2 separate regions of the Mus musculus genome follow, and region 1 is linked to region 2. A link is a contact called in ENCODE Hi-C or POLR2A ChIA-PET data. All regions are on one chromosome and are shown on one strand. Each heading gives the region's core, a stretch centred on a gene start or an enhancer-like site at or near the end of the contact. The rest is flanking DNA. Distances are from core to core; before and after follow the strand shown. Region 1 has its middle 19 kb from the start of Gm51556. Region 2 overlaps Gm32968 (a long non-coding RNA gene).

The links. A loop is a pair of places that touch in the nucleus more often than their neighbours do. ChIA-PET counts read pairs that join two places held with the same protein, here RNA polymerase II (POLR2A).
Region 1: a map of CH12.LX shows a loop between it and region 2 (2.0-fold over the local background). The contact joins two enhancer-like sites. A Hi-C loop is called at or near these places in 3 of 37 maps with a recorded cell type or tissue (CH12.LX, gastrocnemius and v-Abl transformed pro-B cells). POLR2A ChIA-PET finds 5 or more read pairs at or near these places in 3 of 5 experiments (Patski and embryonic stem cell).

What each region holds. Positions count from the first base shown.
Region 1 is chr8:120,507,208-120,512,057 of GRCm38, reverse strand. It overlaps a transcript of Gse1 not described here. Among named protein-coding and RNA genes, the nearest start is that of Gm51556, 19 kb to the right of the region's middle. Within about 2 kb of position 2,922, at least 1 of the 3 ENCODE cell types and tissues checked has a DNase peak (open chromatin) inside an H3K27ac peak, as active enhancers do.
Region 2 is chr8:120,329,328-120,334,100 of GRCm38, reverse strand. It overlaps Gm32968 (a long non-coding RNA gene), which reads right to left. Exons shown (of 3, transcript XR_388103.3): 1 at 4,051-4,773. It also overlaps a transcript of Gse1 not described here. Among named protein-coding and RNA genes, the nearest start is that of Gm32968, 4.0 kb to the right of the region's middle. Within about 2 kb of position 2,825, at least 1 of the 3 ENCODE cell types and tissues checked has a DNase peak (open chromatin) inside an H3K27ac peak, as active enhancers do.

The sequences.
Region 1 (4,850 bases), core at 1,673-4,172, 180 kb before region 2:
ACTCTGAACTCGCTGTTCAAAGGCTAGGGGGGGTCTCCCTGACCTCTGAACCCCAGCCAACCTCGGCAGCTGAGACCCACCCTGAAGGCAGAGGCGCTGGGAGCCAAGGTCATGTGGAATGCTGGCAAGCTCCTTCTTGCAGAGACACATTAATCAGGGGGTGCTGCCACCCTGGGGAAGAGGGGGAATGTTTTCAAAGCCTGCACGGGTGCTAAATGCATCTGCACACACTTGCCAGGTTCAGAGCGCTAGGTGAGATGACACCAGGCTCCTGTTGGCTGGGGGGTGGGGGGGCACCGAGTGTTCTCGCCTCTCTTGCTGCCACAGCTAGAGTGAGAGCAGAGGCCCCCGGGGAAAGCCTGGCATCTCCACCCTAGACAGCCCATGTTGCAGGATCTGCTTCCTATAATCCTCTTGGGGACTTGGAAAATGCAGAGTTCCAGGCCAGCCCCACCTTCCTATGGGAAACACAGCCCAGGGGGCTTGTGTTTCTATACACGCTGGGCACCTCTCTGGGGGCTGACGGCTGGGGAGGGGGCAGGACTCCATCCTTCCTGCTCTAGAAGGCCGAGGTAATGAAAAGCAGGCAGGAGAACTAGGCAAGAAATCAGTCTCATTTGCCCTAGGCTCAGAAAGATCCAGGCACCAGTGTCCCTGGTGCCTGTCCTTCAATATGTAGCCAAGAGCAACAAGTCCCCTGTCCCCTGTCTCCTCCCCAGCCTGGTGGAGCTCCCATGGAAGGCTTGCTGGATCTCTCCACACTCTGGGAAGCTCTTCTCCAGCCCTTCTCGACCATTGCTACGGGGCTCAGGCCTGTTAGGGGTGAACAGTTCTCATCCTGTCTCAGCTTAGCATCTATCACCACCTTCCCCGGCTTGGCAATTTGGCCTCCCTATCTCCTGGCAGTCAACTTGCCTATGTTTCAGGAACTTAGGGTACCTCCCCCACACTGGTCCCTCCCTCCAAGTATGAGGTTGTGGTGGCTCAGGCTGCTTGGGAGGCTGAAGCAAGAGGACCATAGTAGGTTCAAAGGCCAATCTGGGAAACTCCAGGGAGACTCAATCTCAAAATACACAACAAAAGGGCAGCTTGGTGGCAGAGCTGAGCTCATTGGCTAGCCGTGGGTCTGATCACCTAATACCACCACCCCCTTCTCCAAAAATCGCCTGCCCCTCTAGCAATGGGTCTGGTCCTTCAGGGAGGGACCAGAAGATAACAGGAGGGCTTCCTGCACAGGCCACCACGTACCTGTGGGAACATGGCAGGGGTGCCCTCCTCAGTCCTAGAGGCAGTTAGTCCAGGACTAAGGTGCAGGCAGTCTTGGTGCAGAATGCTGGGGTGTGTGTGTCTTACACACATACACACCCTGCCAGGCCCCCTCACTTCTGCAGCGGGGGATTCAGCCTTCCTGGGAGGGATGGGGAAGATGGCTAAAGTGTGTGTAGAGGCCAATTCCTGGCTTCTGAAACAGATGCTACTTAAGGGGGTGGGGGGAGGGGGCGGGCAGTGCACAGGAGGGAGCAGGAAGAAGGAAAAGGAGATAGGAAGCAGGGGAATAAGCCAGGAGGGAGAGAGGCAGAAAGGAGGGGAAGGGGGCAGGGGTGGGGCTAAAGGGGGGAGGGGGAGGGGAAGGAGAGGGAAGGGGAGAGGGCAGGGAGAAGGGAAGGGGAAGGAGAGGGAAGGGGAGAGGGCAGGGGGAAGGGAAGGGGAAGAGGACGACAGGAAGGAGAGGAGGGGGGCAGGAGAGAGGAGGAAGAAGAGAGAGGGGAGGAGGAGGAGGAGGGAGGAGAGGGGGCAGAAGGCAGAGCAAGGTTAAACTGCAGGAGACCGCCAGGGGGAGGGGGAGGGGGAGGGGCCCCAAAGTACTCTTCCCTTTCTGCGGTGGTAGCAGTTGTGGCTTTCTCCCCTCTCCTCATGGTTCCCATGTCCAGTGCCTGCTCTTCCCCTGCTGAGCTCACTCACCCTATCAGCATCCTACCCGCAGCAGTCGCTCAACTTGGGAGATTGGACTATCCGACCAGCCCACAGCCTCCTCTGCTTCTTTGCTCCCCTACAGCAACTTGACTCCAATAAATATCCAAAGAACCATTCAAGAGCAGGAAAATCCACAGCTTGGGACAGAAGCCAAGCCCCAGCCCCAGGGCCTTGGTACCTGTCATCTGATCACATGGCTTGTTCTTCCCAGGGGAGCTCCCGGGCTGTCCCCCTTTCTCTAGAGACTGAGCAAAAAGCCACTGAACGCCGGATCACTGGATCTCTCCACAGCCCCGACACCCACCCTAGCATCCACCCCCGCTCCCCCATAGGGCAGGGGCACAGCGTCGCTCACTCCGAGCCTAAGCTGAGCCAAGAAGTCATGTGTTCTCCCAGCACGGAAGGATCAGGAGCCAGTACCTGATACGCAGAGAGCCCCAAGGCCAGTTCTGGTCTAAAACCAGAGTCAGGTTCCTTGGAGGGCTGGCCAATAAGCAGGAAGCTAGGCCAGACAACCTGCTTCAGAGGGTCCCCAAAGCTCAACTCAGGGAATCCCTGGGTCTCCAGGACACGCCCCTTTGACCCCCACACGTCACTTGCGCTCTCCAGCCCTCCTCCAGGGGCGGTCTAGACTCCCACAGGCGTAAGGACAGCACAGCCCCCAGGTCCGAGGATTACCATACATTAAGACATAATTCTCCATGGAAATTTACAATACAAAGCGCCCCCACCCTGGTGGCTGTAGTAGGAGCCTGGATACAAAGCACTGCTGTGTCTGGCAGGACCCCAGAGCTGGCCCCAGCTAGGCTTCAATAGAAGTGGGTGGGTCCGTCTCCCGGAGCCTTTTCCTTGCTCTGGGCAGAAGCCCCGCCCTCTGGGAGGGCCCTCTGGTGGACTGCTCTTCGAGAGAGGACTTCACTATTTCCTTGCCCTGGCCCTACCCACTGTGGCACCCTGAAGCCGTGGCCCCAAGCTGACGCTATTGGGATTTCTCTCACAGAGTTGTCTGTCCAGGGAAGGGATGCCCAACACAGGTAGAACCCTAAACCTTGGTTTCCCTACTGACTTACTCCCTCCATCCAACTGACTTATGGAATGTACTCACTATGTCCAAAGGCTGATCATCCAACTGATTGGCTCCTGCTGTTCACGCACCCGCTGTGTGCCACTGTGCGGGCACCTGTACCACGCTGGAGACAAGCAGCAGAGGAGAACCCATGAGCTGGAAGCATTTTGGAGAGAGTTTATTGCTCCGCTGGGAGACACCCCACTCCTGGTCTCAGGAGCTCCAAGGTGTTGCAAGAAAACATGGACAGGAACATGATGGGTCAGGGTGACAAGGACAAGGGTGAGAGTGTTGGGTGTGGGGCTCTGGATGTGGGGAGGTCTGAATGAGCAAGAAGCTGTGTGTACAGGGGCTGCGGGGACCACACAGTCACATCATGGCTAGCACAGCGGAGCAGGAGAGAGTCCCCAGAGAATTCCCAGCTCCGTCTTAGAGAGAGACGGAGTTGGGAATTCATTTCACCTAGTGGACCAAGAGGCCTGAGGCTTAGGGAGGGGCAGGCCCAGGTCTGAATCCCACCTCTATGATTGCCATGCACAAGGCAGTCAGCCCTTCTTGGACTCTGCTCTTTGCAGATGAAAGCTGGTAACAGTGACCATGCACGCACGCACCTGTCGCACTGGAGCGAAGGGTGTGGCCAGAGAAAAACCGGTCCATATGGGTTCCAGAGAAGCCTATCACTGGGGAGACGGTCTAACTTTCCATCCTGCACTAAAGCAACAAAGCTGTCCATCTGTCATCTATCTGTTTGCCATAAAACTCCGGAGAGGCCTAGCCAGCAGCGACCCTGGGGCCACTTCCCAGGTGAGACTAGGATTCCATGGTAGAGACGCCTCCACCGACCCCAGCAGCCTGTTGACCAGGGACAGGCTGGGAGAAGGCAGCCTTACCAAGAACCATAGGCCCATCACTGCCTCTGATTCTAGAGAACAAAGGCCTCAGCCTCCACTGCCAGGCTACTGAGCTGAGGAAAAGCGCGAGAGAGGTGGACACACAGCTGTAGCATCCTGGGGCCCAGATGCCGCACAGCATCCTCAGACCCAGCACAGCACCTGCAGACCCAACATAGCAGCCCAGACCTAGGCACAGCATCCAGACCCCGCACAGAATCCAGGCCCCACCCACTACCCCTAGATCTAGCACAGCACCCCCAGACTCTGTGCAGCACCCCCGGACTGCACAACACCAAACCATCCTGTTCACAGGCAGGGTGGAGGTCAGCCCAGGTAGTAATCCACTAGCAACAGCTGACGTGTTGTAGACCAGCCTGGAGAGCCCCACTGGAGATGCAAGGAGCCAGAGGCGTCAATAACCTGAGTTCTGGCCTTCATCAACCTTGGCTTCTCCCTGAATCCTCTGGCTACGGGTAGGAAGAAATCTAGTTCTCAAGTCAGGCAGAGGTTGACCATCTGTGCAGAACTATTCCTGGGAAACAGTGACCCTTAGCCTCTGTCCTATGCTTAGGTCCTGCCAGTGCCTGGGTCTCTCTCTGGGGCTCCCTCCCTCCCCTGTGTAATGGACACATGGGTGGGCGGAGGGCGACTCAGCCTCCATGGGGGTATACAGCAGGTACTCAAAAATTCCCAACTCTTTGCCGGGTGTGGTGACGCACACCTTTAATCCCAGCACTCAGGAGGCAGAGGCAGGCGGTTTTCTGAGTTCGAGGCCAGCCTCGTCTACAAAGTGAGTTCCAGGACAGCCAGGGCTATGCAGAGAAACCCTGTCTCGAAAAACCATAAAATAAATGAAATAAAATAAATCCCCAGCTTTGTTAGGTGTAGCACAAAGGATTATGGGGTGTCAGATGTCT
Region 2 (4,773 bases), core at 1,576-4,075:
ATGACTTTGGTTCTGGGGCTCCACAAACCAGGAACCCCAACTGCCTAGAGGGAGGAGGCAGGAAGAGTAAACCAGACCCACAAGCCATAGAACAAGTTGGCAAGAGGCCCCACCATGTTGCTAGCCACTCTGCCATCTTGGAAGCGGTTCTTCCAGCCCCAGGCAGAGGCCTCCACAGGTGGTCCCACCTAGCCTCACCCACCCCACCCACCCCACTGCAGGTCTGTGAACAATGGAGCATGGGCTGTTCTGTGGTCGGCAGCACATAGGAGGCTGGAGGCAAGATGGCCAGGCAAGATCAGCTTCAGATGACTGGACCCCCCACAGTATCTGGGTGCCACGCCCTTATTCAGTTCTAGAAGTGACCTCCATTGCATGCACAGGGCGACCAAGAAACAGAGATGCTAGATCACTTGCTGGAGGTTCCTGCCTCTCCCCAGTAGGAATGATAGGCCAATGGCAGCCATTTGCCACATAAGCTGGGACAGTCTTGATTTCTAGGACAGCATTTTTTGAATAAAAGATGTTATGTAGAACAGGCAGCCCATCTTTCTACTCCTGTAAAAATTAATACGATTTTTTTTAAAGTGGACTTAAAAATACTGCCCCCCCCCCCCAAAATGGATCATAGTATTCGATTTCTGGTGGAGAGCCACGGCAGGCTAAGTGCGTGCCAGCAGAAATCGTCTCACCCTGTTTCTCACCAAATAAAAAGACATCCATGATCACAATCCCTTGAGGACCTGGACAGAAAAGAAGGCTGAAGGCAAAAGCAGATCTGCCAGGGGAACCAGTGTCTGGTGCTCCCTGGTCCAGCAGAGTAGCGCAGGCTTGTCAATGCAGCTACTCTAAGGGACTGAGGCAGGCACAAGTTCAAGGCCAGCCTGAGAAATTTAACAAGACCCTATCCCAGAAAAAAAAAAAAAAAAAAAAAAAAAGAGTGGAGTCGGCTTCACTGGTAGAGTTCCTTCCTAGAATCCTCCAGTTAAGGGCCTGGGGGCGTGGCTCAGACAGAATTCAGAATTTGCATATAGGAAACACTGACTCTCCCCACCTCAGCAGGATGGTGTATACTTAGTGTCATATAGCTATCACCCGCATCTGAAGACTTTCCATCATCCCCCAGACGAAACCCACAGCAGTGACTCAGCACCCCCTTCCCATCGGCTGTCTTTGGGTTTGGGTGCTGGTCACATCAGACTGGTAAGAGTCCCACACTGGGTGGCCTCCCGTGTCTGGCTTCCTGTTTTTGAGTCGTGTGTGTCCTCCACTGCTGGGTTCTGTGCTGCCTTCCCTTCCCTGAGTGACTGTTCTCCAGTGACTGATAGTGCTCTGGTGCCTGAGAAGGTGAGCATGTCCACTCTCTTGGGAACACCCCCATGACTTGCTCGGTTGCATGGTGGCTTTCGGATCTGGGACTCCCCTGGAACTCTCCCCGGGCCTCCCCATATCCTCCTCCCCCACCCAAGAGTAGGTGAGGATTTGGGCATCTCCAAGTCCTTGTCAGAATTTAGCAGTTGCTGGTCACTGCTTTAACAGACCTCTGTATGCTCAGTGGCGCCTCCATGTGGTTTCATAATTCCCATGCAAAGGAACCAGGTGGCACTGAGCGCTCCTGGTTGGATGTGAGGTCCCAGACTAGCTGGCCTTGGCAACTGTTCCATGCTCGGCCATACAGCTGGATGGCCGGCCCCACCGTTGTCCATTTATAGTGCGGGGGGGGGGGGGTCGGGACGGGGAGGCAGGGGGAAACTGCCACATGAAACAGGATGACACCTGGAGCACAGCGGGGGACCAGGCTTCTTTCAGGGATGTCACACTCAGTCACCAGCTGTGCCTCCAGAACTGGTGGGGCCCCACAGCAAGATCCTCAGACTGGGTTCATACTTCAGACCCTGCTGTGGACTGGCTACCCACCACTTTCCTTCAGTACCCTCTGGAAACATCTCTGCCCACTTCCAGCGTCCAACTTACTCCACAGTATCTGAGTGGAAGGCTTTAACCCACCATTATCCAACCTCTAACCTTTTTACCTTTCACCCCACCAAAGGATGACCCACATGGGCAGGAGCCCTGTCCCACTATCTCCTGGTCTCTTCAAGCATCGGGAGGGAGCAGGGTTGTCTTGCCTTTGGCATCAGAAGCGTTTATCACCAGACCGCATCTCCCTCTGTATCTGTTCCAAGGCCAGGCTTGGGGTTTGGATCTGGATCAGAGGGGCTCCGGCTCACCTGAGGCCTGTTCCAAGCACTCCTGAGGTCTGTCCGTCTCTGCCACAAAGCCACAATCGCCCAGGAGCTGCAGACAAGGGCTCCCTGTGCTACTGACTACCGGGGGCTATTTTAAGAGCAAGGTGACAGAGCTTGCTTCCCTGGTGAACAAACAGACACTCTGAAGGTATCCCAGCCTCAGTTTCTTCAGATGTAAAGAGGAAACAACTCCCCAGTCCTCACGCTGCTGATGGAGAACAAGGCCCCAGAGCAACACAGAATGGTGTTACATGCAGGCAGCCTCCCGGAGGTGGCTGGGAGCTATCTACTCAGCCGGGCTGCAAACCACTCTGATTAAGTCACCTGTTTATTTTCTTTTGCAACAAAGTTTGCAAGTACAGGCAGTGCGGCTGGTTACAATGTTTCCAGAAGGCTCCTCGAGCTCAGGGCCACCCTGGGTGGCCGCCTCCTCTGCCTCGGACCCACCAGGCCCCATCAGACCCAGCCTGGCCACTACCATGGCAGAGGGCGATGTGTGTTTCTGGAGTGGGTGTCGTATGATACCGGGTTGGCAGCTGGCAAAGGTGATGTTGAACTTGGAAATGCAGGAAAGCTGTGGGAGGCTCCAGAGGCCCACCCAGTCCTAACCCCTGGGATCCTGACTGCCGCAGGGGAGAATCCAGGCCCCTCCTACCAAGGCAGGCTCTGGGCCAGAGCTGGCCCCACACCTAGGTGAGAGAGGAGCCAGCGCAGGCCTGGAGTGGGTGTTGCGGCCCTGGTAGTTTAGATTAATGGAGCAGACACAGTCCTGCCCTGCCCTCTGAACTTTAGTGTCCATCTGTCCAGTGAGGCAGGGAGTCTCTGTGGAAGGTATGACTTTCAGTGTGATTTTTAACCCCCTTCTCCTTTCTTTCTCTTTTCTTAGATTTATTTATCTGTATTTTCTGTGTATGGGTGATTTGCCTGCATAGATATCACAAGAGACCCTCAGAAACTCTAAGGCCCCGAGGTTACAGATGATTGTGAGTCTGTATGTGGGTGCTGGGAATTGAACCTGGGTCCTCTACAAGAGCAGCCAGTGCTTTTAACTGCCAAGCCAATCTCTCCAGCACAAATACACATGCATAAAAGGACCAAGAGCCAAGCAGACAGGACCGAAGAGAAAAGAGCATGCTATTGACTCTTGTCCCTTCCCTCACCACTGAGGAGGCTCCTGGACACCACCACCTGGAAGTGTGAGCCACAGGATCATCTGTTCAGCCTGCAGACTGATCTAAGAAGATTCTAGATGCCAGGAAACATTTTAGAAACCAAGGACAAAAAGTCACAACGTGGGCGCACAGGCGACAAGCTCAGATTGTTCAAGTGTAGTCTGGGTGGGACAGACAGCAGGTGCAAAGGCCCAGGGGCAGAGGCGTGCTTGGTACTAGGAAGGCAGCCAAGAGGTTCATGGGTCACAGCAGCAGAGAGGGAGGAGGAAGAGACACCTAACCGGTGTGAAGACATCTGGTAGAACAAGTGTATTGCCTTAAATGTCCCCTCAAAGTCATGTACCCCAGAATCCCATGTAGACATAGATATAAGGATGGAGTCATCATGGCATGGGGGACAGGCTGTCCAATGGAAGTATCTCTGAGATAGGAAGAGCCAGGGAGGCCACACAGAGTGACAAGTCCTTAAGCCAAGGAGTGCTGGAGCCCCTGCGAGCCTAGAGAGAACAGGAGGATACACTTGGGAGTTCTCTAAGGAGACAGCGCCCTGTCCCTCTGTCCCTCTATGAGTGGGAGAGAGCACATCTCTGTTTTTTTCAGACACCCACTGTGTGCCATGCAGATTGTACCTGTGAGCCTGAGCACAGCTGTGCCTCCTGACATCTGGCTGGAGAATTCTCGAACTGACAGATGTGCGGGCAGCTGCACCAGGCTCCGAGCCTCCATAGGGCCCAAGGGGAAAGATGTGTCACTTGGAGGCCTGGGGTCCCCAGAGTCAAGTAGTGCCTGGCAGGTTAAGTCACAGGTGTCTCAGGAGCCTGTCCCTCTGTGACACAGTGACCAGGCCCATGGGCCACTCAGCCCAGCACAACCAACCACCTCACCATCCTGACCCCACCCCAGCCCCTGTCATATGTGTTTCCCAAGTAAAACTTCCCCTCCCCAGATGTGCCCATCCTGGGAGCCTGGCATCCATCACAGGGGTGGAGATGGTCTGGTGGGCAGCGAGCACCAGCCCTGGCCTGGGAAGCAGAGACTCAGCACACAATGTCTTGAAAGTTTATATGGAGCATCTTATGCTTACCAGCACCATACCCAGTGTTGCTATAGCAACGTCTCAGCTCAGTGCTACATAATGCTGTTGGATGTTGTAACGGGGTGCCAGGGAGGGGTAGGTAAGAAGTGCCAAGCCCTGACAGCCCCCACAGACCTGGGGCTGCCAGAAAGAGTGAGGCAGAGGGTCACATGGCATCAGAGGCCTCCAGAAACCCCAGGCTCTGGGCAGAGCCTCAGCTTACTCATCCGTAGCATGGGAGTGTGCAGGGGTCTTCAATACAGTATGTTCTTTTGGT